Regions from separate parts of the Homo sapiens genome. Here region 1 is linked to region 2. Evidence: chromatin contacts called from ENCODE Hi-C data. All regions are on one chromosome and are shown on one strand. Each heading gives the region's core, a stretch centred on a gene start or an enhancer-like site at or near the end of the contact. The rest is flanking DNA. Distances are from core to core; before and after follow the strand shown. Region 1 overlaps LOC105374031 (a long non-coding RNA gene). Region 2 holds the start of LINC00882 (long intergenic non-protein coding RNA 882).

Evidence for each region. Hi-C counts contacts between places; a loop is a spot of excess contacts on that map. Pooled maps may share reads with other maps.
Region 1: a map of tibial artery shows a loop between it and region 2 (5-fold over the local background). The contact joins the enhancer-like site here to the promoter of LINC00882 in region 2. A Hi-C loop is called at or near these places in 3 of 168 maps with a recorded cell type or tissue (ascending aorta, chondrocyte and tibial artery) and 14 of 50 pooled maps.

What each region holds. Positions count from the first base shown.
Region 1 is chr3:108,099,615-108,102,656 of GRCh38, forward strand. All of the region lies in intron 1 of LOC105374031 (a long non-coding RNA gene), which reads left to right. Among named protein-coding and RNA genes, the nearest start is that of CD47, 10 kb to the left of the region's middle. RefSeq lists a silencer at 602-671 and an enhancer at 1,752-1,821. Within about 2 kb of position 1,422, at least 4 of the 41 ENCODE cell types and tissues checked have a DNase peak (open chromatin) inside an H3K27ac peak, as active enhancers do.
Region 2 is chr3:107,239,203-107,241,969 of GRCh38, forward strand. LINC00882 (long intergenic non-protein coding RNA 882) reads right to left here and starts at 1,436. Exons shown (of 4, transcript NR_028303.1): 1 at 1,241-1,436. DUBR (DPPA2 upstream binding RNA) reads left to right here and starts at 1,490. Exons shown (of 4, transcript NR_028302.1): 1 at 1,490-1,885.

The DNA.
Region 1 (3,042 bases), core at 172-2,671, 860 kb after region 2:
CAAGGTATAGAAAGAAGTAGATCTCCAAAGACTGCCTTTTGTATCCTTAGAGGGACAAGATTTGTAGGAAAAAGAAAATGAAGGCTAGAGCACATGGGTGTTCTCTGAAATGAGCTGCAGAGTAGCTGTCTGCATTTCAGACTGACAATTTCAAATGAATCCTCCACCAGAAGCCGCCAGGAATGTCTGCTGAGAAAACTGTTTTCTGCCTACACAGGGCTCTCTAGGTGCACCCTTCCCTGCCCTGCTATGACCACTTGTGCAAAACCACTTGAGAAACTGCACCTCATGAAGTTTGTTTATTGATGCTACTACGTGAGCCTCTCTGAGTCCATCTGCCAACCTTCTTTTCTCTAATACTGATCTCATTGCTATGGGTGTGGGCCAATGGACTCAAACTATCTTTAGGGGGGCCTTAAAAGCAAAATGGATAAACTAGGTTCAAACTGTCAGACAAGACAGACAGACATGTCTGGAATCATGAGAAAGATTGCCCGATTCCAGGCCCCGCCCACCTCACTAATCCATCTTGAACAGCCCCTGGGTTTGACCGCTCCCACACGCTAACTGCTGCTGCAGGAGCTGCAACTTCCCTCATCTCTTCCGCAACCACAAGCCCTGGGAACCGCAATGGTAGCAAGAAAGAAAAATGTTATATCAACACTGAACTTAGAGGGGTGGTTCTCAAAGGATGCTACTGGGGTTTACAGCATCTGCAGCACTGAGAAACTTGGAAATGCAAATTCTTGGGCCCAGCCCTAAACCTACTAAAGGAGACACACTGGAGTGGGGCCCAGCAATCTGTGTTTTATCGAGTGTTCCAGGTGATTCTGGGGCATGCTAAAGTTTGTGAGCCACTGACTTAGTGTCTGACCTCAGAAGACAAGTGGCCTGCCTGTCACATGATTTATCTTGGTAAAAGTATCACCAGTTCCTCTGTCACCTTTGCTTGGTCAGGAGGAATCCACCTGTAGTAGAGTGGAGAATCCCTGTGAACCCAAGTTGTATCCTGGCCTCCTGGGTGTTTTATATTAGCTTCAGGTCACAAGTGCCAGTCGGTGTTGTGCAGCACCCAGGAGACAGAAGCAAGTCAGCTACAAGTGAAGCCTCTCATGTGGACAGCAGGTTCTCTAACATCTCCTGTTAAAGCAGCACATATTCTACCTTTGTTCTGATAGAAACCAATGTGTACTTCAAAGTGGCTTGAGGATCTCTTTAATTCTATAGTTTTGGTGAGTTTAGAAATACTTTAAGAAACTGGTTTCACTGTAGTTTACAAAATGCCCTTTTTGTGTGTCCATCAAAGTACTTTGTGTCTGACATCTGTGCTAATCTCTTGTGAGTTTCCATTTACAAGATGCCATTTTGATAAAATGCAGAAAGTGTCCATATGGTTACACAATTGTGTCTCTCTGTCTGGAGAATGAAGGAAATGAAACTGGGGGATCCCCTAGAGGAACGACAGATCAATAACCATTTCACCAGGTGGCAAATTCAGTGGGTCCTATGAAGCAGTGTGTGCAGAGGGGAGAAATGAGTCATACTCTCTCATAATTCAAAAGAAAATGATATGTTCATTTGTGACAGCCACCTGGGCTAGACCACCTGGAGCTGTTTCTGGCACACTAAAGTAAAGAGCTCATCCTAACCTACCCTGTCCTCGAAAGTAGCATTCTCTACATAAGGCTTGCATAAGTGCTGCATTGGGCTCCTGATAGACAAATCAGTCAGACCTAACCGATGAACTCCACTTCTTCAGTAGTTTGGATAATTCTCTTAATTTTGTCTGATAGTACTGAATTGCCTGAGAAAACCCACTGGTTTCTTGCACAGTACAGTCTGTGAATCAGGATTATTTTTTGTGGTTTTTATGTGAAAAAGTTGTACTTTTTAATCTTTTCCTCCTCTCCACTTTCAGAGCTCTCAGTGTGGTTTGGAGTGTGGTATGGCCCCAGAAGGCCAATAGAATCCTGTGATTTGCGCTCTAATAATCTGTATCCTGCCTGCCTTTTTGGGGTCTATTAGTCCATTTTCACACTGCTATAAAGACATACCCAAGACTGGGTAATTTATAAAGAAAAGAGGTTTAATTAACTCGCAGTTCTGCATGGCTGGGGAGGCCTCAGGAAACTTACAATCATGGCAGAAAGGGTAGAGGCACATCTAACATGGCAGCAGGCGAGAGAGGCAAAAGTGAGTAGTGAAGAGGGAAGAGCCTCTTATAAAACCATCAAATCTTGTGAGAACTAACTCATTATCATGAGAAATCATGGAGAAACCACTCCCATGATCCAATCACCTCCCACCAGGTCTCTCCCTAGACATGTGGGGATTATGGGGATTACAAGATGAGATCTGGGTGGGACACAGCCAAACCCTATCAGGGTCTGAGCCTTATGCCTATCTGGCCTCATTTTTCTTCCAAGAAATGCTTTGTGCTAGTGGGACTGTAAGCTAGACAAAAAGGTATCAAAGTGCTAAGGGAAAGAATATATGTAAGTGGCATGCATATCACAAGTGACAGCTTTTTTCCATGGAAGTTAAGATGGTCTCAGTGTCCCTAATTGGCACCTGCATATCTGTGTGCATGCACACTCTGAGGGTGTCATACATGCCTGAACCCACCCTGCAGAGACAGAGTGGACAGCTGTCCATGGGCTGTGATTGGATTTTGCTTCAGGGACCTCTCGACAACTACCCCGGCTGGTCCAGGACAACTGCCTGCTGGAAATTCTCACAATCACTTATCTCTTTGGACTTAGGCATTGAAAGTTGTTTAAATGCAAATTATTTTCCACAAGGTAGAGACATTATCATTCATTAATATTTGGGCTTTAATGAGTCTATCAACTTAGAAGAGAATGCGCCAGGGTCCTCTTTTGGTAATGGGAGCCAAAAAGCCAAACAGATGTGTTTTAATAACGACAGGTCGAAGAGGAAAGAGTAAGTTCTGAAATGTTGTAGAAACTAAAGCCACAGACTTAAGGAATAGCATGATGACACCGGTGATATGGTAAGACACGAAATGAAAAAAGGGAAGTG
Region 2 (2,767 bases), core at 186-2,685:
CTTACGATACCAACAAAAAAGAGAAATACTCTAAGAATAAACTTAACAAGTGAAAAACCTTTATGATGCTTCCTTGAAAGACACAAAGCTGAAACTTGAGCACGAGAAAAAATAAACCTTGCTTTTCAAAAGGAAAATGCAACATCATAAACTGAAAAGGTATGCAGAAGATTTTTTTTTTGAAAGTACTTTTATGGGGCTATATTCTATAGTTAACATGAAAAAATAACCCAGCATTAAAAAAACACTTAAGAAAACAGCAATGATGCAGTCTAGCCCTACCAGATACTGAAATATAGTCTCTAATAAAAACAGTATATTAGCCCATAAGTAGACAATAAGATCAATGCGGGGAAAAAAGAAAATATATCTTAGACCCAATTACAATGTGGAAATTTACGTATGTGATAAAAATATTGCAAATCGCTGGTCAGGGAGGTGCTTTATAAATTAAATGTTATGACAGCTAAAAAGTCATTTGAAAATAGATAAAATTGGATACATCACCTAGGTAGAATTCCTGCATATATGTTTGTGTGTACATATCTATTACTCGTGAATCTTATAATGAGGAACCAATCTGACATCTCCAAATTGAAGGATATTCTGGAAGACCACCGGGCTAGACTTTTCAAAAATGTCAATACCAGGAGAAACAAACAAAAAAGGCTAGGGAACTGCTCTATATTGAAGGAAGCGAAAGAGACTTGACAACTGCAATATGTGGTTCTTATTGATGCACTATGTGATTCTTGTTAAATCTCGGATTTACATTTTACAAACTACAGGGTAAAGAAGGACATTTTGGGACAATTGAGGAAATTCAAATATGAAATATAGATTATTGTAATATAACAATGTTACATTTCCTAAGTATGATGATGTGCATTGTGATCCTGTGGTCCTCAATTGAGGCAACTTTGTACCTCTCCTTTTTCCCCCAACCCTCACCACTACCCCTCCCCCCCTCAACCCCCCCAACCACACCGTTTGGGTTTGGCAGTGTCTGGAGGCATCGTTGGCTGTCACAACTGGGGGAGGGGGTTGCTACTGGCATCTAATGGGTAGAGGCCAAGGATGCTGCTAAATAGTGATTGTTTAGCACAGGACACCCCCACCCCACCCCGTCACCCCACCTTACGGGTACAGACAGCAAAAACTCATCCTGCCCAAAATGTCCATAGCGCGGGGTTGAGAAACCCTGATGTAGAAAAATCCCTTATTCTTAGGGGATACATACTGAGATATTAGGCTGAATCACATGACATTGTCTCTTGCGTAGGTCAAGTATCGGCAATATTTAAGGACGAAAGGTTATGACGTTCACAACAAACTCTCAAAATAATGAACAAGCCCCTTCCGCCCCGGCTGCCCCGCGACCTAGGGGACCCGAGAAGGGCGCACTCGCACGGGCCGCGGAGGCCAACGCCGAGCCTGCGCGGCGGGAGGCGCTGAGAACTCACTGCGCACGCGCCGGTCGGCTGGCCGCACCCACGCGGCGCAGCTCCCAAAGTTGCAGACAGCCCGGCGAACCGCGCAATGCGCTTCTTCTGCCTGCAGCAGAGAAAAGGAAAGAAAACTCCGCAGGGGCTCCGTTGGCTTCTCCACGAGTGACAACCATGTTTTCCCAGATAGAAGACCGGAGCCCTGCTCCTTTGCGATCCGCCGAGGGCTGCAGAGAGCATCCTCATCCATTTGGGCACCCCTGCCCAGGAAGAGCCCGGCCATCCCTTTCCGGACTGGATCCTTAAGAGGTGAATTTTCTTCCGTGGATTCCGATTTGCTCCGTCTGACCAGCCTAGGCAATCCAGCATCGCGTGGTACCAGTGCCGCTGGGCACACTGGCTTCACGCCGGCTCCGCCTCACCAGCAAGCGCATTCCCAGGTAAAAATTTTAAATACCTTAGAATTCTTCTGCCTAGACCCTCTAATCAAGAAGTTTACCCACTTTTTCTGTAAGGAGCCAGAAAGCAAATACTCTAGAATTTGGGCCTGGAACTGTCTCTGTAGCGTATTCGTCTTTGTTTTGAAAATGTAAAAACCACTCTTAGCTGCTGGCCTTACAAAAATAGAATCATGAGGACTGTGAAGATTAGAGCCTAATCACTAATTCACCCAGCACAGAGGCTAGAGCGCCAGTGAGTCCTCCGCCCCTTCCCAGGCCCGACCATAGTTTTGCAGTTAGGACCCAGGTTTTGTGAGGACTGGGACCCACCCAGGTTTAGTTCACAGTCTCTTGAATCCCTCCCTGCACCTGCACCTCTGCTCCTCCCCCTAGGCCGGTGGCCCTTGGTGAGTTTCTGGCAGTCTCCTAGGCCACCAGGAAACACTCCGACCAACTGCCACGCCCTCCTTTGCTCCAAAATGACAAGCTCTTTTCATCTGGGAGCAAAAGCTGAAGTCCCCACATTTGAACTAAATTAGTTTAGTGTAAAAGTAGTACAAGATTATCTCAGACAATTGTATTTTAATAGTATTTTTTTCTAGTGATAAATGTAATATATGTCTACTATGGTCATTTGGAAAATTCTGAGACGTATAGAGCAGAAAAGAAATTCTCCATAACCCTAACCCACAAAAAATAACTTTTGAAATGCTTGTGTATTTTTTAATTCTTTTTTAATGCATATTATAGGACAACTTACTGAACATTTGGATTTTTAGAAATATTTTTAATAAAACGTGTTGAAGTACAGCATACAAAAAAGTGTACAAATTACAAATACAGTTCAGTAAACTTTCAAAGATTAACACAAACATGTCCGGG